Regions from separate parts of the Homo sapiens genome. Here all the other regions are linked to region 2. Evidence: chromatin loops called from intact Hi-C (ENCODE). Cell type or tissue: chondrocyte. All regions are shown on one strand. Links, peaks and the distances in the headings refer to the core of each region. The heading gives the core; the rest is flanking DNA.

Evidence for each region. Peaks named below come from ENCODE experiments on the same cell type or tissue, not always from the same donor. Only the 100,000 strongest peaks of a DNase experiment are listed, where the experiment ranks them.
Region 1: a loop joins it to region 2, with 9 times the contacts of the local background. A loop is called at or near these places in 13 of 110 quality-filtered maps.
Region 3: it touches region 2 in a loop (3-fold over the local background); 9 of 110 quality-filtered maps call a loop at or near these places.

The regions. Positions count from the first base shown.
Region 1 is chr14:66,355,244-66,366,412 of GRCh38, forward strand. No RefSeq gene overlaps it. Among named protein-coding and RNA genes, the nearest start is that of CCDC196, 130 kb to the right of the region's middle. In chondrocyte, for the core only: a CTCF peak has its summit at 4,379 (motif pointing right); no DNase peak of the experiment used is centred there.
Region 2 is chr14:67,278,984-67,290,152 of GRCh38, forward strand. It overlaps PALS1 (protein associated with LIN7 1, MAGUK p55 family member), which reads left to right. Exons shown (of 15, transcript NM_022474.4): 3 at 35-554. The coding sequence starts at 188. It also overlaps a transcript of GPHN not described here. Among named protein-coding and RNA genes, the nearest start is that of PALS1, 43 kb to the left of the region's middle. In chondrocyte, for the core only: CTCF peaks have their summits at 7,069 (motif pointing left) and 7,271; no DNase peak of the experiment used is centred there.
Region 3 is chr14:66,491,520-66,502,680 of GRCh38, forward strand. It overlaps CCDC196 (coiled-coil domain containing 196), which reads left to right. Exons shown (of 10, transcript NM_001351576.1): 7 at 107-166; 8 at 534-675; 9 at 6,590-6,648; 10 at 6,834-7,034. The coding sequence ends at 6,953. Among named protein-coding and RNA genes, the nearest start is that of CCDC196, 11 kb to the left of the region's middle. In chondrocyte, for the core only: CTCF peaks have their summits at 4,145 (motif pointing right) and 4,367; no DNase peak of the experiment used is centred there.

The DNA of each region.
Region 1 (11,169 bases), core at 1,025-9,024, 920 kb before region 2:
AGTTTACCTCACTCCTAGACAGAAACCCTAAAAAAAAAGAGTATGTTTCTAAGGCATTGATATCTGAAGTACTGCACCAATAAGCAATGTCATACAAGCAAGAAAGTAGTTTCATTCAGTTCTGATTGGAAAGAAAGGGAAAAGAATTTCCAAAAATATGTTATAGGCAGATTTTTTTCTTTCTTTTTTTTTTGTTTGCTTTTCAGAGTGGCTGGAGTTCAAAGGAGGTGTGTGTAGGATTCTCTGGCTGCAGAAGAGCCTTTAATCTCATAAGACTAGGAATGTGCTCAGAAAGAGCAGGCTGAGAGTGTACCTGGGACCTGAGAGCCTTCCCTGGCTAGGAGTCATCCCAGGAAAGTGGGCAGAGGGGCACAGCTCTGGGCAGGTCATGAGGTCAGGGAGGAGGAATTACGTGGGCAGAAGCTGCTCCTCCTCACCCGCTCCCATTGCCTTTCAGGAGCTGACATGAGACTTGCAGTTGATTCATGGATACTGCAGGCCACACAATTCGTGGATACTGCAGGCCACACAATTCGTGGATACTGCAGGCCACCTTGACGAGACTGTGCAGAGCCCATTTCTGTGATTTGGCTGGTAACTCGAGTAAAAAGGGGTGAAATAAGTGTCCCTCCCAGTTGTATCCCGTGACCCTCCAGTTTGGTTCTCTTTGCACTAGAATTTATTATCAAAAACATTATGTTAAAACTGTTTACATGTTAGGGAATGCCATGTTTAACAAAATGTGTTTTCTCTGGTTTCTGTGTGGACACTAATGTCAAGCAACCTGACCTCTCTTGCCCTCCCAATAAAGTTAGTAAGTCCCCACTGAGATGGTCTTTGCCAATGCAGGGATTGTGTAAATGGTGGCTCCCTGGCAGAGAAAAGAATGAAACACCAGACAAGTGGTTAGATTTGGCAGGCAGCTGGGCTCCCCCTGCTCAATAATATTTCCCACATACTTTCTACCTGGTGGAAATTTACTTTTTCCAACAGCAAGCTATTCTCTATTGAGGAAGGGCTTTGGTTATTAGCTGCCGTCACCTCTCTGACATTTGTTTTCATTTGATCACCAACTGATTAAACAGTCTCTGGGTTTAGGCCTGAGAAGCCAGAAGAGAAGAAAAAGAGACAACAAAGGAAGAAATAAGCACCTGAACAGATCAAAATTCCTGCTAAACTTGTGAGGCCAGTCAGGGACTGATGAGGCTTGAGATTTCATTCTTCTTAAATGTGTGGACATTGAAGGAAAGACAAGTTAGGGAGACAGGATAGCAGAAACGGTGGTCAGCAGGGCAGAGGTAGAAAATATGGATAAACCTCGGGAGACTTGGGAAGCAACCGCATTGGAAAAACCCAACTCTCTACTCCACTACCACCCAGAGCACAGGCTGGAGCCTTCTCTCCTTGTATAGGAAGAAAAAAAGGAGGCAGCTCAAGGGTACAACACCAGAATCCACAGTCTCTCAAACTCTTTTTCTGTAGAAAAAGGTTATCAGCTACTCCTGCCTCATCAACAGGAAAGAGCAACTCTCCCCATGGGCAGCCAGCAGCATAGGCTCTTATCTGTAGTTCAGCTAGAAAAACAGTGAGGTCCATTCCACCACCCTCCTCCTCCCCAGACAATAAACCCTCCCACCATAAGACACAAAAAGGAGAGATCTACCACATAGGTTCCAGCCCCCTGAGTTTGGACACCTCCAAAAACTACCTCGTGTTGATGTTGCAGGCTTTTGGCTCCAGTTCTGAAATCATATAATGCTGAGTTCAAACCTCTCCTCTTCTTCTAACATATAAATTGCCCTCTCTCTTAGCCTAAAAAACTTCTAAGAGGAGTTGCCAGGTAAGCATACGGAGGTATGGATTTGGAACTTAGAGGACTAGGCAGAAGATAAAAAGTTAAAAGTCAGTTGTTATTGGAGGTAATCAAAGCTGTGGCTTAGGTGAGATGGCCCAGAAGGAGCACAGAATGGTTGGATGCCCAAGTCTGTCAGGAAAAAATGTCAAAATCTTTCCTCAACTCAAAAATCTTTCCTTTACTCAAAAAATGAGTAAATGAGATTACTGAGAGTTCTGGGCTCTGTCTAGCAGACCCTCCAGGAGTGATTTGATTCTTTAAAGCTGGGCATCATTGATTGTCTTCCTATTGGCCAGGCTATTTCACTACTCTCTAGGGGTAGAAGTTAATTTGTAGAAAACTAATGGAAATGCAGATGACTGTTGTCCATAGCACTGTGAATAAATTTTGTTCCCACAGACATAAAATTTATTTTTACCTTGGGGTGAAAAAGATGACCCTGACCCCAAGCATTACATTTTATTTTTCTACAATATATTATCAATTTTGCATCTATGAGCAAATTCATTTCTGCATTCCTAAGTATACTTATGTGTGCCTTCAAATTTTCCTTTGACCTGATTTTAACATACTGGTTTCTTCACTAAATAATAAGTTACATAAAGCCTTTGATGTATTCCTTTTGTATTTGTGTGAGAGTCTTGATTTTACCTTCTTGAAAATTATACTTTAGCAGGACCAAGGCCTTAAGGATGGTCAACAGAATAGTCAGAGGAGCATGGCCTTGCAAAGGAGATGAGCTAAGAGCAGAAGCAGAACAAGAAGCAGGAGTGTTTGGGCACAAAAGTCAAGGTAAGTCAAGGAAAAAAGGAAGCTATCAACTAAATCCAAAAGGCATTTAATTAATTTCATCTTACTAGACCACACAACTGCAACAACAACAGCCCTCCATGCTGCCCTGCACCACCAATTCCTCATACAAGTTAAGAGGCAACCTTTTCTTTTTTTTCTTTTCTTTTTCTTTTTTTTTTTAATTTGAGACAGAGTCTCACTCTTCACCCAGGCTGGAGTGCAGTGGCGCCATCTCAGCTCACTGCAAGCTCCACCTCCCGGGTTCACACCATTCTCCTGCCTCAGCCTCCGGAGTAGCTGGGACTACAGGAACCCGCCACCACGCCCAGCTAATTTTTTGTGTTTTTAGTGGAGACCGGGTTTCACCGTGTTAGCCAGGATGGTCTTGATCTCCTGACCTCGTGATCCACCTGCCTCGGCCTCCCAAAGTGCTGGGATTACAGGCATGAGCCACCGCCCCCGGCCAAGAGGCAACCTTTTCTAAACCACTCAAAGCACAGGATGTCTTGTTCCAGCTTTCTCCTGGGACCAGGAGGCTTACTTATCTGACATTTACATAACCAAGGAAGCCTACTGAAGCCTTCTTTGAAGAACAAGGAACATTTACTTCAAAGTGATTCTCTATTCTCAACCTGATTGAATCAAATGGTACTGAAAAAACAAGAAGAAAAACCCCTCGAATTTAATCAAATTTAATTAAAAGTTTGTGCACCCCTTTTAATAGAGGATACATACCCTGCTACACTAACAACCTTAGAGATTGCCTCACTGCATTAACATCCATGAAGGCAATCAATTGGCAAATTTGATCATTCCCTTCGTTTCTAGCTCACAGATGGGAAAACTGAAAAGAATTGTGCAGCTGTGTCTGAAAGTATGTAAATTACTCAGCTCCCTCAAACTTGTTCTTGCTTTTTAAGTGAGCTTAAATCTGGATAAGCCCAACTTCCCCCTCTTTTTCCCATGTTCTGACCACCAGATAGATTGCATATATCATAGCAAACACCTTCTCCTGTCATTTTCCAACTGTGAGAACCTGTAGAAAGCAGGAGCAGAATGTGGAAAAAAATCATTAAAATCTGACAAATAGTTTTTTAAAAGCAAATCTTCCAGGTGTTGTTCTCTAACCTCAAAATGCATAAGCCAGAGGATTATGCTTGAAGATGCGCCTTTTTTTTTTTTTAATTCCCATTTGTCCAGGTTAAAGGAAAATTCCCCAACCACTAACAGGCATCATTAGTTTTCATTTGCTGAGCACCCAATGGATGGATCAGCCTCTTGAGTTGGGTGCTCTACTGCACCACCTGCTATGATCTCTCCAGGTGTATCTGCAAATGACTCTTGAGCTAACAAGCCTGAAGTTTTTCTGCTCATCAGAAGGGCACTTAAAGAAATTACCCATTTGCCTAGAACTGGAGGCAGCTGCAGTCACTGGTATCCCAGATGGTCCCACTTTTTAGCATTACAAATCCTAGAAGAACCTGACAGTACAATAGAGCTCTCACCCCAGCATCCACCTTCTCACTTGCTTCTCAAAGGCAAGATGTCAAAGATGCACTCGTAGTCATTTTCAAGCTTTAGAGCTTTTGGTACCTATCAGAGAATAAGCGCAGCCCAAATACATCAGATGCCATTTGTGAGTGCATGCCAAAAATACCTTTGGTAAATTCCAAGATGCGATTCTTAAACTTGATGAAATATTAGTGTAATTGTATGAACTCGCCACAAGATGGCAGGCTTTAACTTCCTAAAGGCAACCTAAGCTTTTTTTTTTTTTTTTTTTGGCTTTGATGCCTGTAGGGTTGGGGGGGACACTGAAATGACAAGCTGTGGGCAGAGGCATCTACTCGTTTATTAATATTACCAGGCACAGCTTGAGGAGATCTCACATCACTTTAGGGAGCTGATTTGTTTTGGCATTTGGTTGAAGAAGAATTATTCCCTAATCATTTGTCAGGTGAGATGCTTTTAAATTTTAGCTCTTGCCCTCAGAGAAAACAATGTCTGCCAGAAAGATTCACAGCAGGGGCATGTGTATATGTGCAGAATATTCACCGGCATGTTAACAACACAGCAATGTTGTTTTCCTGGAGTTTCAGAGAATAAAGAATTAACCCAGGGACAAAATAAATGTTAATATACATAACTGAAACACACAAACAAATCAGAGGGGGGAAATCCTATTAATAGTAGCTCGCAAATACTATTTCCAACTATGTTTATAATGTTCACCATTAATCCTGCTTTCTCTTTGTTACTTCTAATGACTCACCTACTAAGAGAGTCAAGAAAATAAAGATGCAAAAATCTGTATTTTAAGATGTCCAGCCATATCTTCAAAAAGCAGAAAACAGAAAATCTGTTGCAACTTGTTTAGAAAGAGAGAATTATGCACTCGTACCCGTGGGGAAATCTACCAGTTAGGGAGAGGACCAACTAAGGCTGGAAACAAATGAGGACAGGGACCCACACAGGGGATGGTGGTTCAAACAGAAATAATCTAGGATCTCTTGAACAAAATGAGGAAGTAATTTGGTTGCATTTGGATCAAGCAGATTTCAGAGCAATAAGAATCAGGTAAGGGCAACAGAGAGAGTTAATAGGGGGCATTTTAGACTCACAATTAAGATATAATTTCCTCAGGGCCTTGGAAATAACAATAGCTTTCAGAAGGTCATTAGCACGCAGACTTGGAGATTACTTCAGCCCATCATGTTCATAAAGACGCACTCACGGGTCCACCCCACAAGAGCCAGTAATTAGATTCTACCACTCCCTGTCCCAAGCAGTCTTGCACAGTGACCGTTAACCTCGGCCCCAGAGGTGGGAGAAGTGATCCGAGAATGCTGTCTGCACAGGTCAGGGCTCATAAAGGCAGTAGCAATTAACCTCCCTGCAAGCGTGTGTCTGCCTGGGAGGGGTGGGGGAGTGCGCTTGGCAAATTAAAATGCATTTATAAACAGTAGGTTAGAAGAGCTCAGAGGAAGAAGAACCTTGTAATGAGTGATGGTTATTAATGATCATTATTATCCTTGTCCTGACCCAAGAACTATTTCTTAGAATGTTTACTTAGTATGCAAACTGGAGCTCAAACATAAGAGGCTCTGAAACTCTGCTGTTAAATCTGCCGGTTTTATAGAGATAAGAAATGGCTCCATGAGTGAAGTTCCCTTCCTAAAAGTTAATATATATAAATGAAAATGTTACAGCCCCCACATTCCACCAGAAGAGAAACAGATCGATTCTCTGTGTGGTGACTCCCATAATGGAGGGCATTAGGGCAGGTTTAACATGAATAAGATATTGATTTCCCCTTGTTACTTGATTCAACTTTATTCCTTTTGGATTGCCAGAGGCCTCTGTGACAACATAGGCTGTGGTCTGGAGAGCAATTGGGAGCTGTATTTTCTGGTCCTTTATTTATTCATTAAAGTTTTGCACTAACAATATCTCAGTGAAAAAGAGAGAATTCAGTGAAACTCCACAAGTATGCCTGATCCTTTTTAGACTTAATAAAGAAAGTAAACAGGTTATTTTAGAGGCACTGAGAAAGGAACAGGCAGGCCATTCTTAGTATGGTTTATGCTATTTGTTGAGGATTTTTTGTTGTTGTTAAAATTTTATCATTTATAAATATAGTCCCGATAATATTTTATATACTACACAAAAGGATTTTTAGGGAAAAGGGAACATCTCCTCTCACATACCTTCCTCTCTCTCCTAATCCACATGTCCCCTGTTGGTAGCACTGATAACTTGGATATACGTCCAGGATTCTCTGTGCTTTTGTATGCATACACACATACAGAGTTTTATGAAAACAGAATTATGCCATCCATGCTGTTGCAGAATTCAATAGGTCTTGGATCTTTCTATGTCAGGATAGAGAGTGTCCTCAGATTTTTAACAGCTGCATAGTATTCCACAATAAAAATACTCTCTCACCTATTTAATCATTCTCCCACTGACCGGCTTTCAGAATGTTTTCTGTTTCCAGTTGCTACAGTGATGCCTCGGGGTTCATATACCTTGGCCTCACAGAGAGTCCCTGGACATGTGGGCAGCCAGAGGAGAGGCAAAATGGTGGTGGAATGGGTCTGGGATGGCAAACGTATGTCCTGGAACTACTACCTCCCTGCTCTGGCAGCCTGTGGCCCCAGAGACAGGCTCAAGAGAATATCTGCAAAGTTTCCCCACCCCTGCCTAATCCCACCCCATCCCCACATCACTCAAAACAAGACGGGTGCAGGTGAGGCTGAGAATCAGCTGGAAGACCTGGGGAAGCCTCATATGTAAGATGAGAATGTTGAAACTGAGTAAATGTGTTGGACACAGTGACCTGAAGCCAGGGAAGTTGCGAGAAGTGGACACTTCAGCAATAGACAGAGTGTTTAGAGCCAACACAGCAAAAAGAAACAGACACATAGCAGCAGAATCCACAGAGGAAAGCTCTGCCCAGGGCCACAGGCAGGAGAGTAGGACAGAAGGGGAGAGAAGAGGCAAGTCTGAATTGCCTGAGTATTTATTCTAAAGATACTGAGTTCAACAGAAGACTCTCAAATGTGCTTTGAATTGGCAAGCTTATCACCACCAGTGAAAAAGAAGAATTGAGCATTGTATTAGCTTTCTATGGCTTCTATAACAAAACACCACAAACTGGGAGGCTCAAACAACAGAAATGTATCATCTCAGAGTTCTGGAGACTAGAATTCAGAGATCAAGGTATCAACAGGGTTGGTTCTTTCTGAGTGCAGGGAAGGAGAGACTCTTTTCTATGCCTGCCCTCTAGCTTCTGGTGGTTCAGCGGCAATCTTTGGCATTCCTTGGATTCTAGAAGCATCACTTTCATCCCTGCCTTCATCTCCACATGAAGTTCTCCCTGTGTGCATGTCTGTGTTCATTTCCCCTTTTTATAAGGACACCCTTCACATTGAATTAGGACCCACTGTTATGTCCTCATTTTAACTTGATTGCCTCTGTCAAGACCCTATCTCCAAATAAAGTCATATTCTGGGTACCAGAGGTTAGGATTCCCATATATCTTTTTGAGGAGGACACAATTCAACCCATAACAAGTGTCAAATTTGGGGAAAAGAAATAAAGTTCTACTTTTGCATACCTGAATTATGTAGACTGGAATTTTTACCCCCAAAACTATTTTGCTTGCATCATAGGAAAACTAATAGAGAGCTCTGCCCTTGAAGATGCTTGAACTATAGCCTGAAAAAATGTGTTTCCATACTATATTGTCTCTAAATTCAGCAGAATTGGCAAATAATCCCTTGAATTTCACTGCCTTACCTCTGCAAAAGTAAGACCCTCGAGGTTCCAGGAAAGACTCCACTGGCCACCAAGCCCAACAGAGAAGAGGCCCTGGGGAGACGGCAGAATAAGTTGCCATGTGGTGAGAGCTGCATTGCAAAGGTGTGGGAGGAGACACCTGGGACCAGCCAAGGGGGCTTCTCGGGGTGCCTGGACAGAGCATAGATTCCTGAGAGCAGGGAGCAGGACAGGAGCCAGGCTGAGAGCAGGGAGCAGGACAGGAGCCAGGAAGCTCAGCTGATGAATCTTTTTGAGAGGCAGCCTTCCCAGGACCCATCACCTATTCATGATTTACTTTCCTGTTCATCCCAGGAAGAGCTAGACAGTGGCCTCAAGGGGTGGTCTCCAGGTGCCAACCCCAAAGGTCAGTCCAGGTCTCCATGACAGCATTTTGAATGGCCAAGTAGAAAGCAGGTAAGGTTCATGCCACACTCAGAGAGAAAGAAACTTGTCAGAGCCAATTTGCTTTCAACTAGTAAATATCTGAAATAAGGTCAGCAACTCGGCAGCAGGAGGCATTTTGTGAAGCTTACGAAGGACTGCAGTACCTGCCATTCTTTCTTGATAGTTTCTATAAGACCTCACACACTGACAGAGATGGTTATGGAGCTTGCTCAAGGCTGCTGTTGTCTTTGTATGTGTCAGAAGCCCCACAGGTCCTTGGAGGGTGGGTTTCTCAGTACCAACAGTGGATGAACTGTTGGAGACTACTGCAGGACATTTCTTTTTCTTTTCTTTTTCTTTTTCTTTTTTTTTTTTTTTACTTGAATGTCTGGGATACATTTGCAGAACACGCAGGTTTGTTACATAGGTATACTTGTGCCATGGTAGTTTGCTGCACCTGTCAACTCGTCATCTAGGTTTTAAGCCCCGCATGCATTAGGTATTTGTCCTAATGCTCTCCCTCCCCTTTTCCCCCAACCCCTGACAAGCCCCAGTGTGTGTTATTTCCCTCCCCGTATCCATGCCTTCTCATTGTTCAACTCCCATTTATGAGTGAGAGCATGCGTTGTTTGGTTTTCTGTTGCTGTGTTAGTTTACTGCAGTACATTTCTACTTGAGAGCAGAGCTCAGAAAATGTCTTGTGTCAAAATTAACAAAAATCACAGAGAGAAGCCACAGGGAGCTGGTGAGTATCTCACATCTAACTGCTAGATGGAGTTTTACTCCGTAAAGCAAAAATTGCATATCATGTGCACGTATCTAGCAGACTACTTGTCTAATAGAATATGGTAAATAAACAACCTGAGTCTCTCACTCTCACTAGGATGGCTTTGGGCATCTTTTTCTGTACTGGCATAGAGTTCCCCAGGGGCAGAAGCTCCAGTTGCCCAAGTGGTGACCTGCTTGATAACACCCTTTCCTTCCTTGACTCAGTTCCCCCTTCTTCTACTGGTGTTCCCTGGCATCACTTCCCAAATGAACTACTGGCACCCAGATCCTTGTCTCAAGGAGTAGCCAGCCTGGGACAACCACCTGCTGTTTCACCAAGGTGTAGACCATGTTCTGAACATGGATTTGCAAAGAAACCTACTCTGTGCTCACCACTGTGCAGGCTGGAGGAGAACACAAAGTGAGCAGAAGACAACCTCGAGACAAGCAGCTAGTGAGGACTGTGGATGAAGGTAGGGAGATAAGTAGGTTTCACTGAGAAAGAGAGGGTGGGTGTAGAGGAGCTATTTTCTCCCCCTGTTCCTACATCAGATCTTAAAATAAGAATGTGTGCCCTCTTGGTATACTGGGGAGAAAGTCCTCCCACTCTCCCCCCATCATCTGCATTCCCTCCATGTCCCATCTGCTGGTGCACGGAAGTGTCCTGAGCATGTGGCTAGCTCTCACTGGCTCTCTTTTGGACACCATCTGCCCATAACCCTCAGGTGATTTCCTTCACACTCCAGACTTTTCCACGATATAAAAGTCTACCTTTCAGCCCTGTGGAATCTCGCTTCCCTACCTGTGACGAGGTCATAAGTTCAATTCAGAGGGGGAAGACTATGAAGTCCATATTGCCCTGGACTCTGAGCCACATTCCCCTGGGACTGGAATAAGATAGATACACCCAGCCATTTTGGACTCCTATGCCTAGTCCTCAACTGGTTCAGGATTCAGAGGGCAGATGGCATGATTAATCAACACTTTCAAACAACAACTGTCACCAAGTATGCTACTTTCATGGTGGCGCAGTGGGAAGAGGACTCTCTCCCTTGCTTTTCTGGCAGGAGTGTTTCACGGCTTCATTTTGCGGACAAAAGGTCTCATGGTTGACCGAGAAACAAATTGCCAGCAGCAGGCAGCAGGAATCATGCAGCCCAACTCCAGGTGCAAACATCTGGCTTCTCTCTGATTCATTTAGTGAAGATTAGTTCCCCTCACATCTCCAAACTGGCTGCTCTAGAAAGCAGGCCCACCTGAGTTGTAGCATGAGAAAGGGAAGTGTTCTTAGCCAAGTCACTTCCCATCTCAGGGCCAGAGAAAGCCTGCCTTTTGTCTCCTGCCTTCTTTCCCAGATCCACATTGCTATATCTCCATGAACAAATATGTTTTTCTGTCAGGTCTTTGACTTCCAATTGACTCTGTGCTGCAGCCAGACCCTAAAGTATCTCACACCCAAACTCATCTCCATTTGCATAGATAATCTTAAGCCTCTTCCAGCTTTAGGACTCTATGATACTATGCGTCCAGAATTCCCTATGCATAGAACATCTTAACCCTTCGATTTCCCCCAGCCTGAGAGTCACAGCCCCTGCCCCCACCACCACCACCTAGAAGTTGTATAACTGTAAATAATCCCCTGAAAATCCACTGCCCCACCTCTGCAGAGGAGAGACCATCAAGGCTCCAGGAAAGACCCCGCTGGCCACCCAGTTCATCAAAGAAGAGGTCCTGGGTGGCAGCAGGGTAATTTACCCATGTGGTGGGTCATGCACTGCAAAAGACAGACAGCATGTGCTGCATCACTCAAGACTGGACAGAGAGGCAGAGGTAGACAGACAGACCAGATCCACCCCAACCCACGTAGACCCTATCTCCCTCTGGGCTCATGAGAAACTCATTTCTATGACAAAGATTGGTAGTGGGAGAGAGATAATGTTTGTCACAGTGAGATCATGTGAAACAATTATTTCAATGCCCCAGGCACTGGCCTACATAACTTCAGTAAGATTGATCTGGGTTAACACCAAGGGAGTTTAGACAGTGGT
Region 2 (11,169 bases), core at 2,192-10,191:
CTTACACTTTTTTCCCCCCCATCTTTCCCCTTAGATTTCCTTCATGGATACTTTTTCATAGCATTATTATGTGATGTGAGAAGTTTTTTTTTTTGAAGTAACATGGATTTTATACTACAGAATCAAGAGAATTGGCTTATAGGAAAAATTGATTTATAAAAAGTGGTACAGGTTTTCATAGATAACCATGACAACATCCCATATGAATGGGCATGTTACAGAGGAATCAGACAGCGAAGTAAAAAATGTTGATCTTGCATCACCAGAGGAACATCAGAAGCACCGAGAGATGGCTGTTGACTGCCCTGGAGATTTGGGCACCAGGATGATGCCAATACGTCGAAGTGCACAGTTGGAGCGTATTCGGCAACAACAGGAGGACATGAGGCGTAGGAGAGAGGAAGAAGGGAAAAAGCAAGAACTTGACCTTAATTCTTCCATGAGACTTAAGAAACTAGCCCAAATTCCTCCAAAGACCGGAATAGATAACCCTATGTTTGATACAGAGGAAGGAATTGTCTTAGAAAGTCCTCATTATGCTGTGAAAATATTAGGTAAGTAAAAATAGAGGTATAACAGAAAACATTTTGCTTTAATTTATCTGTGCCTTATAATGTATATGAGAAGGAAGAGGGTTTAAGAGAATGTAAGTAATGACAGTTTGAATTCCAGACCAAGATCCTTTGTTTTCGTGGAAACGCCGTATAACTATTGTTTACTGTTACCAACATAGAGCTAAAAGCATGTGGCTTAAATGTTAAGTCACTATAACATGTTTTTTTAGATATTAAAGAGTTCTGCATGGGCCCTAACATTTAAAGCCTTGAAATTTACCTTTTATATCAAACCACAAACTTTATGCAAAATACTAAAAAAGAATTTTCAGATTTTGAATTTCTGATTTCCTTAAAGTTTTGTAAAATAGTAATAAATTTGTAACTACAGTTTAAATTCTTTGATTTTTTTAAATTAATGATTGTCAATAAAAAGAACTGGTATTGTTCATATGGTATCATAAACTTAAAATAATGGTATTTTCTATATCCCCAAATTCTGTTCTGTGGGGGGAAAAAAAGTCCTATGAGATATAAGTAGATACAACCGAACCAAAAGAATTCTGTGACCAAATGGATTTTGAGAACTCTGGGCTAAATAAGTTAAATAGCTTCTTATCACGGGACTTCTCATAGCTGTTAGAATGTTACTAGGCATTGTGAATCTACAAGAGAGATTGATATCAAATGCATGTTTCCAAACTTAGAATATTTAATCATTGAATTTACTGCCTGCCCTTCTTGCACGTGCACATACACCCAAGTGCTCACTGAACTAGTGTTAGGAGAGCATTTTATTTTTTGGTGGTTTGCTATTTTTTAGGTGTGAAAAAAGATATATTTCTACTTTTTTGTAGAAGGAGAAAGTTTTTATTGTCATTGTCATCATTTTGCCATTCATTTAAGGGTCTGTTTAGCCTGTACTAAGTGTTTTAGCAAACATTGTTTCATGTAATAAAATAATCCTGTTAACAGTACTCTGTAATCTCCATTTTGGAGATAAAGAAATTGAACCTTAGTTAAACAACTTTTTAAAGACACCAATGGTAGAGCCAAGTTTGAATTTGCCAGATCAGGTGTTGATGTACTACACAAAATGGTTTGAATGGAAACCGGTATCCAGCCTGCGTTTCACTCACCAGGCCAGAGCTGTGGCTACCCAGAATAGAGCACCTTTTTCTAATTTGGCCAAAGGTACCATGTATATGCCAGATTTGTTCCTCATTAAGTCTCTTTATTCCAACTCTGGAGCAGTTTCCTTCCTTCCTTCCTTCCTTCCTTCCTTCCTTCCTTCCTTCCTTCCTTCCTTCCTTCCTTCCCTCCCTCCCTCCCTCCCTCCCTCCCTTTTCTTTCTTTTCTTTCTTTCTTTTTTTTTTTGAGGTGGAGTCTTGCTCTGTTGCCCAGGCTGGAGTGCAGTGGTGCAATCTTCGGCTCACAGCAATCTCCGCCTTCCCAGGTTCAAGTGATTCTCCTGCCTTAGCCTCCCGAGTGGCTGGGATTACAGGCATGTGCCACCACACCTGGCTAATTTTTGTATTTTTAGTAGAGACCGGGTTTCACCATGTTGGTCAGGCTGGTCTTCAACTCCTGACCTCATGATCTGCCCTCCTTGACCTTCCAAAGTGCTGGGATTACAGGTGTGAGCCACTGTGCCCGTCTCAAGTCTGGAGCAGTTTCTACTACATCACATCATCTTCTTTTCTTTGTTATAAATTTTTATTCAGGATCCACATTTCATATGTACATGCTTTTCTGTGTTTTAAGAAATCATAGATATGTGTTCAGTCATAGTGAAGTCTGCTAAATTCCTGCCTTCAGACATTTTAATTACAGTGAAAGCTAAAAGATTACATTTTTTTAATACCTTTATGTGAAAGAATTTTATGCTCTTTTTTCCTGAGGGTTTTATTAGAGTAAAAATACTTCATTCCTGATTGCTTCTTACTAGCCTTCATTTCCCACCACTCTATTATTATTTATTTATTTATTAAAATATTCTGAAAATATTTTATTGGAGAAAGTTTGTTATATCCAGTGCAAACCTGGATTGATTCTTCTGTTTTTCTGTTTACATTCCCTTAAGATTAAAGTATTTGTCCATTTGGTTTACTTAGAATCAGGTGTAAGTATCCATCTGATAGGTAATATTCATGTAATCACAGTAAAGAAACAAATATAGCTTCAGCCGGATTCACTTAGTAAGAGAACAGTTGTGAGTTTATGGTTTTGTTTGTTTTGCCTAAGCACACAAAATTGGACATCATTTCTCTTAATTTTTTTTTTTTGCTTTTTCCTGTTTCTGTTTGAATGTTCTATTGCTGACTTTTTTACAAATTCAGATTAAAGGATACCTCTATTCCAATGTGTAATCTGCTGTGGTTTTTAAAAGTACCTATGTGTGGTCCTTGAATTTAAGGCAGTTTTGTGTATTTTATTTTAAAGTAATTTGAAATGTCATAACAGGTATTTGTAATTCATTTCTTGGATAGGAGAAGATGTATTTTGAGAAATAAATGATATATTTTATGTTGATATAGTCAACACAGATATCTGTTATGTAAGAATCATGAGAAATTAGCATAAGGTATAGTTTGCTATTGTCAGTCATAGCCTCAGGTTTTTAACTTTTTGTTTAAAGTGAAGTGTAATAGCTTTTTGCCAAACTTTTTTTTCTTGTTCATAATCTGCTAACACATCAAACTGTAAGAGAAGTACTCCCTGAACATTGTGTGTGTCTCCTGGCTAGTATTTGATTAATACCCATATGACAGGAGACAACTTCTCAGCCTTTTTCACATCTAGAAACAGCAACCTTATTTTAAATGAGGGAAGAATGGGCAACTGATTTATTTCTCTGAGAGGAAGCCTTCAGTTTCTAAACAATACATCATCATTTATCTGTGAGTAGACAAAGTATTCTTTTAAGAATCAAAAATATGATTGGCAAGATTAAGTAATTGGGTGGTTTTTAATGAAAAGCATTTGTAAATTTGACAATGTATGATAATAAAAGTACAGGGATGGAATTGATAGAAAATACTCAGAAAGGATGAACTGAATTTTCTTGTTTAAAAGCAGTTAGAATTTTTTTGAAAGATAAGAAATAGTGATATGGGAACTAGATTTCAAATGAATAATTAGTATTATAAATGGTAAAAAATTTGATATTAGGGAGGCTTTCCTTAAAATTGGCATTAGTTTTTAAAGCTTGCTTTGTTACAAATATTATTGTCTTTGTTCTCTTTCATAATCAGAGCAAACTACCTTGTGAGAGAAATCCTCGGAAAAGAAAATAATGCAGGTTAGAGTGGGTTAAGCTAGAGTAGGGTAATTTTCATATATTTCTATATTATAGATTTCACTGTTTTTGTGTTCTCAGTTAAGTAATTTTGGGCCAGGGATGTGGACAAGGAAATATATAGATAGAATACTTGAATAAACTAGGGATGACTGCCATCTATCATATATGTGACTATAAAATTGTTGTCTTTGAAGCAGTGTCAGGAAAGGGAACATACACACCCATATATATCTGTGGTGAGCTGTTTAGTGGTTAATAAAAAGACTCCTGGAATTTGTGATTAGGGGCTTTCTAATCTATGAGATACTATTAGTGTGAAGAAGGAAAAACACACCACGGGGAAGAAAACCGGGATGAATAAAGCTAAAGAACAAAATATTTTCATAGAATTAATAGCATGTTTCAGTCTTAATTAGTGTCTGCATATTTTTTGTCAGATGTCTCTGGATATTCAAACTATTAAGTCAAAAGATTATTGACATTTTAAAGTAAAATAGCTCTTTCAGATTTCATTCTGGCATTTAACTGACTTTTGATTGATCATGGGGCATACTGGAATTTTGTGTGATTGTAAACTTTTTTAAAGGTTGGCTTTAAGATAAAGTTTATTTCAAGCCAACAGACAAAATCCCAATGCCAGTAAATCTTGAGTTTTAGTTCAGCCTGCTTCTGAGAAGTTGATTATTTTTACTATCAAATTTTTGTTTAGCTATTGTTACAGATATTTCCAAATAAATGTTATTAGCCATTCCTTCAGGGAATTTTTTTTTATCTTCCTGGAATTGAAATAATTAAATCTGTTGTCACTAGATTTAATGTTTGAAGTGTTGGGATCATTTGAGAATTCTGTGATTTAGTCAGGTTGCTAAAATTAGACCTAAAGATGTAAAAATTCATTAGAGTATATGTATAGTAATGTAAATTTTGTTTATTAAATACACATAATTCTATAGAAAAGTAACTGCTACATCATTCAGTCTTTGACACAATACGTTGAAACTTCATTCCACTTATTAAGCAGTAGTAGGTTTTAAAACTTATTTCTGCCTGCGAAGATTTGCTTCGTTGTCTTACGGCACATTCAGAAATGTATGCGGTAGCTGCATATTGGAAAGTAGGGATAATAGAGTCAAAACTGAGTTTAAATACTTTTTAATGTCACTAAATTGCGCTATTGACTTTGGGCATGTTACTCAATTTTTCTGAGCCTCGGTTTCAGGATTTTCTTGAGGACCAAATGAAAAAAGCATTTGAGTAAATGGCACACTACAGGTTTGAATGAAATTTAATTTTTGTTAGAACCAGAAGCTACAGAGAGATCATCTAACTCTGTAGTCCATAAAATTTGTGGATCTTAACCACTAATTTCTTATTTCATTTTAAAAATAACTTTATTAAGGTATAATTCACATACCATAAAATTTTGTCTTTTAAACTGTAGAATTCATTAGTTTTTAGTATACTCACAAGGTTGTGCAGGCAGGCGTGGTGGTTCACGCCCGTATTAGTAGCACCTTTGGAGGCCAAGGCAGGAGGATCTCTTGAGCCCAGGAGTTTGAGACCAGCTTGGGCAACATAGACCCTATCTCTTAAAAAAAAAAAAAAACAGCTGGGCATGGTGGTATGCTTCTGTAGTCCCAGCATACTAGGGAGGCTGAGGCAGGAGGATTTTTTGAGCTTTGAGCCCAGGAGATCGAGGCTGCAGTGCTAAAAAAAAAAAAAAAAAAAAAAAAAAAAAAAAAAAAAAAAAGGTTGTGCAATCATCACTACTATATAATTCCAAAATATGTACCCATTAATGGTCACTCCCTATTCTGTCCACCACCTGGCCCTTGACAACCACGAATATACTTTCTTTTTGGATTTGCTTATTCTAGACATTTTATATGAATGAAATTACATAACATAGGCTCTTTTGTGACTGGCCTCTTTTCACTTACCATTATGTTTTCAGGGTTCATCCATATTGTAGCATGAATCAGTACTTCATTTCTTTTTTATGGATGAATTAATATTCCACTGTACAAATATACCACATCTTGTTTTTCCATTCGTCTAGGTTAAAAAATTTTTATTTTTATTTTTATTTTTTTGTAGAGACGGGATCTCACTGTGTTGCCCAGGCTGGTCTTGACCTCCTGGCCTCAAGTGATCCTCCCACCGTGGCCTTCCAAAGTGTTAGGATTAGAGGCATGAGCCACCACAATTTTAATTCCACAGGTAGATGTACTGGAAACTGATGTAATTTCCTCCTACTTAGTAATATTAAGTTCCCCATCTGAGTATCATATTTGACCCTACAGTTTAGAGGAAAAGAAATCTTAAAAGTTTCAGAAAAAAGTCATGAAGTTGGTTGGACTTGAAATTTCTGAGGACAGGTTAAAAGAGTTGGAATTATTTACACAATGAAATGGAAAAGCTTAATGCTGGGTATAGGTCCCTAGAAGCTATCTGTTTTCATATGGGGTAAATGAGAGTAATATATAAAAATAAATGATGCCAATCCAGATGGAGATTCCTTAGGTAAATTTTTTTTTTTTTTTTTTGAGACGGAGTCTCGCTCTGTCGCCCAGGCTGGAGTGCAGTGGCGCGATCTCGGCTCACTGCAAGCTCCACCTCCCAGGTTCACACCATTCTCCTGCCTCAGCCTCCCGAGTAGCTGAGACTACAGGTGCCCACCACCACCCCTGGCTAATTTTTTTGTATGTTTTTAGTAGAGATGGGGTTTCACCGTGTTAGCCAGGATGGTCTCGATCTCTGATCTCCTGATCCAGCCGCCTCGGTCTCCCAAAGTACTGGGATTACAGGTGTGAGCCACTGCGCCTGACCCCCTTAGGTAATTTTAATGTTTACCCTTATAACCAAAAAATCTTCCACATGGTTACCCAGAGTTCTAGGCATTGGAAAGTAGGATTTTCTGATAAAGTAACTCTTGGTGATTGCTTTCTGTTGCCTGTTTCAGAGTCCATTCTTTTACGTTTTAGACTGACAGGAGAGGGCAAGGAGGGAGGACAGAGTTTACGAGGGTGGATTTGTGGACCCATGTGTATGTTTGTATTCATCTGATTAGTTGTATCCTAAAGCCAAATGTAAGTGAATTTTCTTACTTTAGAATAATATATTCTCTCTTTTAAATAATCAAGAGTTAAATGTTGCGTGAAATATTAGAGAAGATGGGAGCTTAATTTCTACTGAAAAATCAGGTAAGAGGAAATAGCTCCACCTACAGGGCAAATAATTTAAACTAGATATAAAGAAATTCCTTGTAGGAAATTTGTTACAGACTTGAATTTACTACCAAAGCTAGATTTGCTATGCCTGCCTCTACCTTCTCCTGGGCAGAGTGCCTCCATCCCGCCTTAGTACTTACTTTTTTGTCCACTCCCAACCTAGCACATATATCAGTCTTTCTCACTAGCCTTGTGGTTCTTCATTTCTCTCTTTCTCTGTCCATGTGGTTCCTTCTTGTGTCTGTTGTCTGTCTGTATGGGATTGGGGAAGGGAATTTCTTCTCTCTGTCCTCTGTCTTCTCTTTGTTGTCTCTGTGTCTTCATCTTTTATTATGGAAGAGTGTATTTGACAGGACTGATTTAGTTACATCTGAATGGATTTTTTAAATTCCCTGCAGAATTGTATAGAATGTTGAAAAACTTAGGTGGATTTTTGTTTAAGTAACAGATATATCCATCAAAGAATGGAACATTTCTTTGAGTGTGTGGAAAATTAACTGTTCTTAGCCGGGCGTGGTGGCTCATGCCTATAATCCTAGCACTTTGGGAGGCCGAGGTGGGTGGATCGCTTGAGCTCAGGAGTTGCAGATCAGCCTGGGCAACCTGGTGAAACTCCATCTCTACCAAAAAAAATACAAAAATAGCCAGGTGTGGTGGAATGCGACTGTGGTCTTAGCTACTTGGGAGGCTAGGTGGGAGGATCGCTGGAACCTGAGAAGTTGAGGCTGCAGTGAGCTCTGATTACGCCACTGCACTCCAGCGTGGTGACAGAGTGAGACCTGGTCTCAAAAAAAAAAAAAAAAAAAGAAAAAAACTGTTCTTGAATAATACGTATTTGTGAAGTGCTTTTAAAAATGTACCCTTTATGGCTGCGCGTGGTGGCTCACGCCTGTAATCTCAGCACTTTGGGAGGCCAAGGTGGGTGGATCACTTGAGTCCAGGAGTTCAAGACCAGCTTGGGTGACAGTGAAATCTTGTCTCTACAAAAAATACAAAAAAATTAGTTGGGTGTGGTGTTATGCACCTGTAGTCCCAGCTACTGGGGAGGCTGAGGTGGGAAGGATCACTTGAGCCTGGGAGCTCAGGACTGCAGTGAGCCATGTTCACACCACCGAACTCTAGCCAGGGTGACAGAGCGAAACCCTATCTCAAAAACAAAAACAAAAAAAAAGACACTGGAGATTCTGGTTATGATTAAATTAGAACTGTGGCAAAATAGGTCTTTTACATTTCCTTAGTTTTTTTTTTCCATAAATATATTGGATTAAAAGCCATTGTTCTGATATAAGAAAAAAGGATGAAATTATATTAAGTATGTTCTAGTTAAGACTACAGGGATATCAGTTAAATTCTACTTATTAAAAAGCACTCTAGTAGTAAAATGGGCAAAAGATAAAATGGATGAAAGAAGAAATTCAAATGGCTATAACTTGTAAAAATATGTTCTATCATACCAGATCCCAAAAATTAAAAGATTGATAATTCTTAAATTGATTTGTGTTTGTGAGAACAGACATTCATGTGCAACGCTGGTAGGGGTATGAATTGGTACAAATCCAGAAGGCAGCTTTGGCAGTATGTGTCAAAGTGTTAAATGCTTTTGTTATCTGATTAATAATTTTATCCTAGAAATTTATTCTAAGGAATTGGAAAATAGGTTGCAAAACAACATTTACAGTGTCATCTATACGGTTAGACCAGCATTTTAAAAGTTTGAAAGGCTACATGGCGTAGCAAAATAATACCAGTAGTTAACAGCCGAAAGGTAGAAGTACAGGTAATTTTCAAAATAATGTCAGTATTTTAGTGTCCTTTTGAGTGGCTTTGGTACATAGGAGAGATTATACAGAAACTCCTTGGCCTTAAAAAGTTTAAATTCCCCTGAGGTTGAAGAGACCCAGTAGGGATACAATTACCTTCTGGGCTGTCTATGGCTGCTTGTTGATTTCAGTCAGTGGTGAAATCTGAGGCCCTCAGTCTTTCACAACACACTAACAGCCAGGCTGGGGTCTCCCTTTTTTTTTCCTTCGAGACAGAGTCTCACTCTGTCGCCCAGGCTGGAGTGCAGTGGTGCGATCTCCGCTCACTGCAACTTCCGCCTCCGAGGTTCAAGCGATTCTCCTGCCTCAGCCTCCCAAGTAGCTGGCACTTTAGACATGTGCCACCACACCCAGCTAATTTTTTTGTATTTTCAGTAGAGACGGGATTTTACCATGTTGGCCAGACTGGTCTTGAACTCCTGACCTCAGGTGATCTGCCCTCCTGAGCCTCCCAAAGTGCTGGGATTACAGGCATGACCCACCGCACCCAGCCATGAGACCCTTTTAACAATTACTAAAGACCTTGCAAGGCATGGCTCACACCTGTAATCCTAGCGCTTTGGGTGGACGAGGCAGGAAGATTTCTTGACGCCAGGAGTTATAGACTCCATCTTTACGAAGAAAATTGTTTTAATTAAACAGTAATTTAATTGTCTACTCAGAGAAGTCTAGTCCCCATAAGATTGTAGCTTATGCAAAGCTTAACTGCTTTGTTGCTTTTATAATTTCTTTTTCTTATAAGATATTTAAGTGTTATCCTATTTTGCTTTTAAGACACTTTAAGGCTGTTGAATTATTTAATCTCTTAGGGAATTCTTTGGTAACCTCATTGTATGTGATGGAATCTGACATTTTATATTCTTCCTATCTATTCTTAATATTAGCTTATGGTTAGATTCTGGCTATCCCTCAGCTCTTATCTAGCTCTGGGCCACAGCTTCTTAGGTCATTCTAATGACGGTTTTGACTTTTAAATTTTTTCCCAAATTTTTCTTCATTATAAACTACTGATGAACGCACATATATGTATGTTTAGAGAATAATGACAAGGAAAAAGTTTTATTTTCTTTATTTCCTTTTTTTTTTTTTTTTTTTTGAGACAGGGTCTCACTCTGTCATCTAGGCTAGAGTGCAGTGGCGTGATACTGGGTCACTGCAACCTCCGCCACCCAGGTTCAAGTGATTCTCCTGCCTCAGCCTCCCAAGTAGCTGGGACTACAGGAGCACACCGCCATAACTGGTTAATTTTTGCATTTTTTTGTAGACCTGGAGTTTTGCCATGTTGGCCAGGCTGGTCTCAAACTCCTGACTTCGTGTGATCCACCTGCCTCAGCCTCCCAAAGTGCTGGGATTACAGGCATGAGCCACCATCGCACGTGGCTGGCTTTTAAGTCTTATAAGTCTTTATAAAAAAGACTTTTCCCTGTCATTATTCTCTGAACAATACAATATAACAGCTATTTACATTGTATTAAGTATTATAAGTAATCTAGAGCTGATTTTAGGTAACTGGAGGATGTGTATACCTTATATGCAAATACTCCACCATTTTATATAAGGGACTTGAGCATCTGCAAATTTTTCTGTCTGTGGGAGGTCTTGGAACCAATCTCCCACTGATACCGAGGGATAACTATATATATAAAATAAGGAAGACTAAATATATATATGTTTGAAAGGAAGACTAAAGTTGTTTTGATTTGGGGCGGGAAAGATAGCGAACCTCAAGAATCAACCAAAGAACTGTTAAAATCTATTTAAAAATTTAACTGCTGTTCAAATTGTGGGATACAAGATAAATAAGAGTCAGTGGTGTTTCTGCAGACCTTATAAGAAGAGAGCTGACAAAAAGGCACATTGGGAAGATTTTTTTCCATGTCCTTTTTTTTTTTTTTTTTTTTTGAGACGGAGTCTCTCTGTCGCCCAAGCTGGAGTGCAGTGGCACTATCTCGGTTCACTGCAAGCTCTGCCTCCTGGGTTCACGCCATTCTCCTGCCTCAGCCTCTCGAGTAGCTGGGACTACAGGCACCCACCACCACGCCCGGCTAATTTTTTAAATATTTTTAGTAGAGACGGGGTTTCACCGTGTTCGCCAGGATGGTCTCGATCTCCTGACCTCATGATCCACCCGCCTTGGTCTCCCAAAGTGCTGGGATTACAGGCGTGAGCCACTGTGCCTGGCCTCCCTGTCTTTTTTATACTGTCTTTGACTGTATAAGTCCTTGTATGTGCTCTAAGTTTTTCCTAGACTCATTTACAGGTTT
Region 3 (11,161 bases), core at 1-8,000, 790 kb before region 2:
AAATCTGCGACACTATAATTTTGCTATAAGGCTTTTGCAGCATATTGAGAAAACTGATTGCTGATCTCAATTTACTTTGTCACCCAGAGGCTCTTTCTTCCACCAGGAAAAGCAACAGAGGAAAATGGAATGGGTCAAGTATCAGGAACAAAATAACATCCTTCAGGTACTAAGATCTTCCAAGGCTGGATATAGGATGCAATTTCATTCATATAATACAAAGGCTTTTAGCTGCATATTGTGAAGCCCAGTCCCCACATCCTAGATTACCGATTGCCCTGCTAAAACAAATGTATCATAGAAAGATAGCTGAAGGGACCTATCTCTGAACTTGGAATAAATGGTATTTCTTCCTATATTCTTGATTTCGTTCTATTCTAAATGGGGAAAAATCACAAATACTTTCTACCCAACTTTTAAAGACTGAGCATGATGGAATTACTTTTTAACTTCTGGGTAAAGAGGATTCAGGTAACAATGGATTCAGAGAAGCCAATCCTATATGTGTAGTTTTGGAAAATATTCTCTTTCAGAATGATTTTCATGGCAAAGTGATTGAGCTGAGAATTGAAGCCTTGAAGAACTACCAGAAGGCCAATGACCTGAAATTATCACTGTATTTGCAGCAGAATTTTGAGCCAATGCAAGCATTTTTAAATCTTCCTGGGTCCCAAGGTAGGTAGAATATCCCAGGTACACAGTTTGAGGTTTTGTTTTGTTTATTTTATATTGGAGACCTTTACTTGTAAAGTGAGCAACACAATGCCTGGCACACAGTAAGTTAAATGTTAGTAGTACAGTAATTAATTTTTTCATTATCTTTTTTTTTTTTTTGAGACAGAGTCTGGCTCTGTTGCCCAGGCTGGAGTGCAGTGGTGCGATCTCAGCTCACTGCTACCTCTGCCTCCCGGGTCCCAGTTCAAGCAATTCTCCTGCCTCAGCCTTCCGAGTAGCTGGGATTACAGGCACGCACCACCATGCCCAGCTAATTTTTGTATTTTTAGTAGAGACGGGGTTTCACCATGTTGGCCAGGCTGGTCTTGAACTCCTGACCTCGTGATCCACCTGCCTTGGCCTCCCAAAGTGCTGGGATTACAGGTGTGAGCCACCACGCCCGGCCTATCATCATTTTTATGACTCAGAAGCTTCTTTACTAAGGCAAAGATTCTCTCTGGGAGAACTGTTTTCCTTTGTAAAGATAAAGTAATATATTACATACTTAGCATATGTAGCTGATATATAGCTAGCACTCAATAAAATATGTTTCCTTTCCACCTCATCCCCTTTTCTAGGAATTAGAATTGTTTAATCTTATTAATCTTGCTGGAATAGACTCTGCTACTTCAAAGCAGAAGGCCAAGGAGACAGACATCTGACAAAGGTTGTGAATTTTGTCAATCCAGTTGTCCCTCTGAGAGTTTCAGCGATTTCCCCACAGAATTTACGGCAATATTAGAGAAAATAATATAGTTCATTTAAAAAATAGAATATAGAGATGGCTCTGAGGACAGGGAAAAAGTTCTTAAATTTTCAAGTATCTATGAATATGAACTCCATTTTTCAAAAAGGACACGAGATGGGAAATCATGGCCAAGGGATGACAATGTTCTATCAGTATCAGTATGTATGTTTCTAATTTCTTAGTCTTATTCTGTAAAGCGCTTAAACAGCTTACAAAAATCACAGTCAACACATAGGGTTAAATAAATATATGAGTAAATCAAAGAAAAGGGAAAATAAGTTGAAGCCGGGCAAATACACAAGAATGCATAATGAGAGTACTGTACAGCTGGCAGAGGTAGGCTACAAATTTGGTTCTGAATTTTCCAGTAAAAAGAAACATGGATTTATGAAACTCATGAAGTAACAACAAACCAATTGCTCAGGAGAAACATAGTTTTTCCTGGTGTTGAAATCTGAGAGAAATTTCTCCTCCAGGTCCATATAATGGGGGCAGGACATTGTTTGTGTGATGATAGTCGCCAATGTCTTCAACAATATTTCAAAATAAATTCAGAATCTAAATTTCCTAGGTTGTTTCTCCTCTGTTCTTTGGCATAATCTGATAAAAAGATATTAATCTGAAATTTATTTTAAGTGACAAATCACCTCAAGATGATTTGATTCAGGTACATAAGACTCTCTGGTCTGGCTTGATCCATAGGTAAATTTTAGAAAACTAGTAAGACTGAACTGACTATCCTTCAGGCAGTATTCTATGCATATTTTTCTTTCAATTTATGTTCTAATAAGAATTGGACAGCATAAAATTGGAAAGAATCCTGGAATGCAACAAGAAGCAGTATTAAATCATTAAGATACAAATTTAAAAGACAGAAGAGAAGAGGGTTATGAGGAAGACAGACAAGTCCCTGTTTTACTTCATTCAAAATTAGCTGAAGGTCATCTCAAGGGATCTATATGGTAAAGAGCCAAAAGCTTTTTAGCTCCAGAATCAAATTAAGTCTAAATTAGTAAATAAGGGTTCCATTCAACTTGATTGTCTCAGGAGATATTTTTTCTCCTTGCATGTAAAACATTGAATCAACTTTGAATTGGAACAGCCACAGATCCACATCTTCTTTTCTCTCCTTTCCTTTTATGTTCCTGGAGAATTAAATGATAGGGTACTATACGGCTTAGTTACCACAAATTAATGTAGCCACAGGCAATGGATCAATGTGTTAAATTGATTCTGCATTCATTTAGCACTAATTATGGGCCAGTTTCATTTTCTAACACATGTATTCAAACTCTATAGGTTTGTTTGAGCCCAAGTGGATTTGAAATCTAATGGAGTCCTATATTTTGGTTATGTGGCCTATTTTTTCACCTCTAGTATTTGATTATTTAAAAGCAAACAAATATTCTCTTCATAAAGGATTTTAAAACTAATTATGTAAAGAGGTTATTACCAACCTATTTGGTAATAATTTCTTAATGGTAGGTGTTGTAGTATTTTCCAACTTTGTGTATCACCTGGACTATTATTTATTCAATATTTGTTGTTTACATTGACTTCTTTAGTTTCCTAAATGCATTCCTTGAAAATAAAATTTATATTACTATTTTAAATGAAGAATCAATAGAGTTTTCCACAATAGAAGGTAAACTTAATAATAAATACACAAAAAACAAGATTTTAATGTTCTAGAAAAATACATAAGCCTGAGATCTATTTTATCTCCATTAGGAAGTGAGATTAGAAAGACATACAGAATTTTGGCCAGGCATGGTGGCTCACGCCTGTAATCCCAGCACTTTGGGAGGCTGAGGCAGGTGGATCACGCGGTCAGGAGATTGAGACAATCCTGGTTAACATGGTGAAACCCCATCTCTACAACAAAATACAGAAAATTAGCCAGGTGTGGTGGCACACACCTATAGTCCCAGATACTCAGGAGGCTGAGGCAGGAGAATCGCTTGAACCTGGGAGGCAGAGGTTACAGTGAGCTGCGATGACGCCACTGCACTCCAGCCTAGGTGACAGAGCGAGACTTCGTATCAAAAAAAAAAAAAAAAGACATAGAGAACTTTAAAGAAAGCCAGCACCAAACTGCAACTTTCTCCTTGATGCCATCAAGTTTGAAATAATTGAAAAGGCAATAATTTTCTCACTGTGATTTATAGTATTTAATGCCTTGTCCCAACACCGAAATTTATCCCAATTGCCACCTAAAATCATCTCATCATCAAATTTTGGCAAATTGTAATTTAAGGAAAAAAGCACTGAATTTAAGACTCAGATACATGAGTTGCAGGCCTTCCTCTGAGGCTCACCAGTTATATGACTTGGAAAAGTCATTTAATTTCAGGTTTTAAAAATACAAACAACATTAACATGGAGCATGCTGAGAACTTAATACCTTGTGCAACCCTCACAGTGACTCTATGAAAGGTATTATAGAACAAGAAACAAGCTCAGAGAAGCCAGGCTTCTTGGCTCCATATTCAATCCTTATTCCCTAGACTATGCTACAAAATGGATGTGTAAAAGCATGTGACTTTTCATGCCTCTTCTAGATCTAAACGCTATAATTTGAATCCAAATTTATTATCTGTTTAACGTATAATCTTCTCAGTGAAGAAGCATACTCCTAAGGTTAATTTGTTCAGTAAGAAAATGTTAACTCTGCATTTAGCCCAGTAGGTGGCACCAACCACATCCAGGCTTCAAGTCCACAGAGTGGTAATTCAGGAACCATGAAATGCTGTGGGAGAGATCGGTCTTCTATTACTCTCAGGACAAAAGGTGCCACATTCATGTATCAAATGAAAAAAGAAAAAAATTTCTTGATGTTTTATCACATGCTCTTTTGGCACCAAGGTGTATTACTGGCAGCCTTGATTAGACCATGTTAAACTCAGTGTTCTGTTGCATAATTTTTACCTAGTATTTTACTCCCTGTACTACAGTTATCTCCATTTCAAAAAACAGTCACTGCCCACTTCCTCCACAATCCTTGTAGAATAGTGTTCCCTTCCACCACAGATAAATCAGGCGATTGGGGCACTAAAAGAAAAAATGAGCACTAAACAAAAAATAAAAGATGGTGCTTATTTGAAGTTTGTATACTTAACAGTGTTACAGGACAGCGTTTCTTTTTCTCTAGTTTCAAAAGAATTGAATTGCACAAACCTGTCTTAGAGAAAGGGTGGAATATAATTTTGGACACACCTCTCAGTAAATCAGGGTACAGGCTTTTCTGTTCTAAGCATTTCCAAGTAGATGAAGAGTTTACCTCAGTACTCTTAGCCAAGAATTCCTCCTCCCACTGTCCGATGTGCTGGTTGGCTGAGTTGCAGTGGTATGATCTGTGTAGCTGGCAAAATACAATCCTGTGTTAATATTACTGATTTTGTTACACTTCAACAAATCCCTACTTGTGAATTCCCTTGATGCCCAGGATGTGGCATTACCGTCATCCATGTTATCTCTTTGGCATGCTGCCTCACTTAGTCTGTTTATACCTACGATGAAGTCTTTACTTTTGATCTTTCCGGAGACAGGTGACATTTGAAAGGATTTACTTTTCCACCAGTGTAAAATTATAATTTGATTCAGGGTGTATTGTAGGCCCTCCCTAACTTCTATAGAGTCCAGAAGGCAAGTTTGTGGACTTTGGCAGTCACCTATCTTAGAGAGCACAGGTGCTAAGCAATCTCTAAATTCAACTGAATTTCCCATCATATCTGCTGGTGTTTAAAGAAGAGGTTTATCTTCAGCAATAATATAACTTGTGTTAAGACATTTGATTCTGATAGCTTTGCTTTTCTCTCCTCCCCTCAATCCCCACCAACTCTTAGCATTTCCTTGAGCTCTTCTGAGAAAAACCTGAACGTTGGATGTGAGTATTATGCTACACTTATAAATTCAGATGAAAGCCCAGCGAAATGGGAAATGAATACTCTTTGAGACCTTATTTATTCTCTAACTCCTTCTGTTCTGAAAGCAAGTCATTCTTCCTGGCTTTAACCTTTACTTCACTTTAGTATTATTCTTCCTGATGGCTGAACTACACTTCAGCAGGTGCTGCTGAAGGGAAAATAGTAGTGTTAAGCTAAAATGCTGAAGGGCAGGGGCGGAAAACCACAGCTAGCTCAAATCCGGGTCCTTGATAAGCAGTACTGTTGCTTTCAAGTACAGGCTTTTTAAAGCTTTGAGGCAACCTGAACCTTTTGAATGTCAAAGTTAGGTTTATGGTATTAATAGGTTATAAAGTTAATTTCTAAACTAAGTCATTCTTTTACTTCTTTAATACTTCACAGAAATTCAGGGGGAGAATAAAATTCTTTTCTTCCTAAATATAAATTTTGAAGCTTGACAAAATAAACTGTACCCTTATTAATATTATTTTAATGGGTGACAACAGATTCCATAATTTGTGGGCATCACACACTCAGGAGTGCAGCAGTATGTCTAGGAAAATGTTATCATATTTAGCAAATAAAAAGGGATACCCTATTAAATTTGAATTTCACCAAATAATTTTTAGTATAAGTGTGTCCCAAATATTTCATGAGATATATGAAAAATTATTTGGTGTTTATATTAAAATTCAAATTTAACTGGGAGTCCCATATTTTAGTCTGGCAACTCTAATTTAGAACAGACTCACTATCGGTTGTATTTAGCACCCTATAATTCTCCCTTTTTCTCCTTTTCATTGCCTCCCTTCTCACCCTACGCCTACCATTCTGTCTGCTTCCTCTTTCTCTTCCCCATCTTCACCTTTATCTTTTGTTTATTCTCCACTATCTATAATTGACCATTTTTGTGAAATATATCTATCTGGTTTATCTGAGGGTATGTATATATACACATAACTTATTATTCCACTTCTTTATTTACTTGCATATAATTCTTAAATGATTTTTCCCCCTGTGGGACATGAGCTGTAAACAGAAAAACAGTCTGCCACTCCAACTTCTGAAATATTGTTTGACAAAGTTATTTTCTAAAAAAAAAAAATCAGAAAATTCACATCAATGCTAATACCCACAGTGATACAAAACAAAACAAAACTAGTGGTTTTTTTTTTTTTTCCCCCTCAAAAGAAGCTCTTATTTTCCTAATGTTTCCCCTTAGGTACTATGGGCATTACAACTATGGACAGAGTGACTACTGGCAGAAATGAACACCATGTGGTGAGAACTACTTTCTTTAAACAAACAAAAAATCGTTTTAAGGGCTTGAATAGATAGTGGGTATAGATTTTTGGAATGCATTGCTTAACATATATTCTAATTTAATATTTTAGGGGATTTGCAGAGTGGGTGCTAGGGTACTCAATATTTTAGCTGTCCTTTTTCCTCTGTTTTTTCCTGTCTAGAGAATTCTGGGAACAAAGATCTACACAGAACAACAAGGAACTAAAGGAAGTCAGCTTGATAATACAGGAGGGAGACTCTTTTTTCTGAGGTCATTGCCAGATGAAGCACTGAAGAATTAGCAGGCTTTCGCTCCATTTGCTTTGGACAGATTTAAAGACTAGGCACAGCCATTTGTGTTAATTAAAATCTCTCGCACCTTTGTTTTAGTGCTGTTTTCCCTCTCTCCCCCGACCAATCTGGGTGGAAATGTTGGATGTCTGGCCTTAAACATGTATGGAATGTAGTCATTTAGGGATTGTAAACAACCTCTGATTATTTTGATAGCTTTTGGATTTGAAATGACCACATTTCAACCACATTATACAATATGTTTTTACTAAGTCCATAAAAAGGAGCTTCTCTCCACTTCTGAAGTATGTAATTGTGGACAGATCCAACAGTGGGAAATGAGAAAAAGTAGGTATAAAATAAGTAAAATTATATACCACAGACTTCTTTTACTCTCTCACCAAAAACATCAAAATGACCTGTTGATTCTGCCTCCTTGTTATCTATTCCTTGAATATCATCCACTTTCCTAGTACCACTGTGGTTTTGTTTTTGTTTTTGTTTTTTTCCCCAGGCCCTCCTTCCTGCCTGGATTACCATAGCCTCTTAATTGGTTTCCCCTGCTTCCAGTTCCTCTAATTCATCTTCCACAGTACCACTGAAGCTATCTTTTATAAAAGATAAATGAGATCATGTCATTCCCCTACTGGTTTCTCGCTGAAGTCCAAGGTCCTTCACAGACCATAAATGATATGCCTCCTGCCTACCTTCTCTGTCTCATCTTTCACTATGTCCCCCTTTTCTCATACATCCCACATTGAGCTCCACATTACTATTAATATTTACAGTTCTCCCCATGTATCATTAGTTCTATTAGGTCCATGCACAAAGTGGAAGGATACTTCTCTCCTTTAGCTATGACCATTGCCTGTTTGTCTTAAGGACTGAATGTGCTGCCCTTCTATCCCACTGATACTCAATCCTAGCTGTGTATTGGAATCCCCTTAAGAGCTTTGAAAAATAGCATTCTACTGGGCCCCGCCCCTGATAATTTAAATTATGGTAACTGAGCGATAGGGCAAAAGCATCCGTATTTTTTAAAAGCTTCTCAAGAAATTCTAATGGGCAATCAGGTTTGAGACTTGTTGCTAGGCTCTCTTACTTCTGTCACAGCACTAATTGAACTCTATCGCAATTATTGGTTTATCCAGCTACCTTCCTCATCAGGTGGTGAGCTCTTTGAGGGCCAGGATTCTATCTTGCTATCTTTTCATTTTGACTGCTTAACACAGTGCCTAGCATTTTAAAGAGGCTCAGTAAATGATATGTAGAAGGCCACAGAAAGTTAATTTCCAAGTCCCAGGTCTCTCGATGTCTTGCCTTGTGTTAATTACCACGGGATTATATCATAGTTCCTGAGATCTTCAGATATTTTCTTTCACTCTAAGTTGTCATTAATTTCCTATCTCATGTCAGTATAGAAGAGTTGATTTGTCACAAAACACTTCATAATCTGTAGGAATCCCTCATACTTTCTGGTAATAAGCAAAGTGAGCCAGCCAATTCAAAATCTTCTTTTTCTCAATGTCAATTTAAATCTTTAAAGATGCATTTTAAATATGAATTTTTAAATGTACTTTTGCACTGGAAACGGTTTACAAGAAATCACAGAATTTTGGCATTAGAAGGAACTTTAAATAACTATAAAGTTTCCTTCACTTTCCAAAAAAGGATACTGGAGTTCAGATACATTGAAAAGGTGTCTAAATTCCTACAGTTAATTGGGGCCAGGGCTGGTTACCAGAGCCTAGGTATTAATACTGCCAGTTCATATTCCAATCTAAATTGTATCTTTCCTCTCCTAACCACAAAAATAATGGCCTCTAAAACCCTGAGGTGATTAGTTTAATATTCTACCAACTGAGTTAGTGGAGTATGTAATTTACATTGTTTCAAGAAAGCCATCACTGTACTTATTTAGTCCCTGGGAGATTCTGGCAGTCCTGAGAGATTTTCCAAGTCAATTGGATTAGACAGAGCAATGAGAACAAAAGATGAAAATATAAAATCTGAATGTACTACTGATTACCTTGAACTAGTCATTTAACCTCAGGGCTTTAGATTCCCAATTTTAAAATTAAATTAAAAGAGCATCATTTGAATGTTTTAAAATTATGGGTTTGTTTTTTTTTTTAACCACTACAGTGAGTTTGAATTCGTATATGACCTCCCTCCTTTTTTTTTTTTTTCTTGTTTGTTGTTAACTAAGGCATGGAATAAAGTAGTTTACTTGGTAGCTGAGGTTGTAACTTCTTAAAAAGTGAATTATTTGCCATTGCCAAAGTATTTACATTTTATGTTCATTACCAGTCAGGCTTAACATCTTTCCTTCAAATGTTCCAAACCTTTCAATTTTTTCAAAACACAAAACTGGGATAGCCTGTTATCCTACTTTGTCTTTAGGACTTTATATTGGACTCTGACTTTCATAAGGGCAGTATAAAGTTATCAGTTAGATTGGGTGACTCCTCATGAGTGTCTGCATTTCAGTGAATCCAGGAAATGGATCTCAGTTTTGTGAGTACAGACAAATTTATATGGTCAACTTATTCAAAAGGTCAGAGACTTATTCAAGCTACTCAAACTCCCAAGAGATTAACTGATACACCCAATATTAAATTACAGAGAGGGCTATTACCTTACAATTTGGTGGGAATATGTCTATATTTAGGGTATTCCTATCTCCAAATCAAGTTATAGTAAACTGAACTAGTAATCAAAAAGTACTTGGGATTGAAACATCATTATTATAGTTTTATTTGTGCTCATAATATTCTGATTATATTCCTCTGAGAATAAAATCTCTGATAACCTTAACCACATATGGGCAATACTTTTCAATTTCAAGGTCAATTGAGGAAAAACCTGTCCCACCAGCAATACATTTACAAATCGTAACTTTGGGTAGACTATTTTTGTAACTTATCTCATTTATTTTATCTTGACTTTCTAGCCATGCAGAGGATATCAGCTAACATTCTATCCCAAAAAGTTGCCTTTTTGCATTGCCAGAAAGTGATTAGTAATGTCTGTCACACTTCCTAAATGAAATAAGGCCAACAACAGCCTGATACTTTCATCTTTAGTCTAGAATTGCAATAATCAAAGAGGGGAAGCGACAACACATAACATTTTGCCTTACACTCGTAGATCCAGGCAGAAAATCTAGTTTTAGTGTTGTTTATGTGAACAGTGGCCACCTTAGGTGGTGTCTCTCCTTTTATTGGTAGAGGCTTCTGTAACCTGTTGCACGCCAAGTAAAATCTCTATTGGTCCCTCTGGCACCTTGGAAGGAGCCTGCATTGCTACCAATTCAAAGTCCCTGTTGATTCATATGTTCTGTATTTAGTCAACAAATATTAGGAAATGGGAAGAGAACAAGGTCCCGTGCTGGAAAGGGAGGCTTGGTCTGCAACCAGTCAATTTCACGGCAGGAGATGCACAGGCAGATACATATGAAATATAATTATTACATGGCAAAAGTGAGAATTTTTCAGGACAACTAAAAATCCATCTTCTCTACTTCTTTCACAAATTCACTTATGATTCCTAACATGAAAACTTAAGTTTCATTTTAAGTATAAAACATGATATAAACATTCCTAGAAACTATATTTCTCCCAATTATTAGTCAACCTAGGGAAAGTGAGATTACTTAGGTTAACAAAATAATTTTTGTTTTGTACGTTGCTTTTTAAGGAAAAATATTTTTCTGGGGATGCTGGGTTTTAAGATAAATTTTAGTTACATAGAAACCAATGAATAATGGTAGAAAAGCATGATGCTTTTGATTTTTTAAAAGGTCCACTTAAAGTCAATCCATGTCAGTTTTTAAGCTTGGACTATCTTTTCTTGATATATATACTGAATCCTAAAAACTGAAGGCATTGCAGACAGAGCCCTTTTAAGAAATCAAATAGCTTCTGGGGCAATTAATATTACTTTCCAATTTAGCAAATCTCATTTTCCTTTCCCATATCTAATGATCTTTCCCTCTTCTAGAAAATACTGCCCTTCTCTTTTATGGTCTACCTTTTTTTTTTTTTCTTTCAGGAGGGAGAAAAATTAGTGCTTCCTTTAGAAATCAAAATTTTTGTTCCTGGTTTTCTTCTTTTATCAGATACACAGCCACATAAATAAATGGAAACTTCGTACATTTGTAAATTGTCAGTACATACCTAGGAAGAACTTCTCTACCTTCTGAATATTAATATGTGAC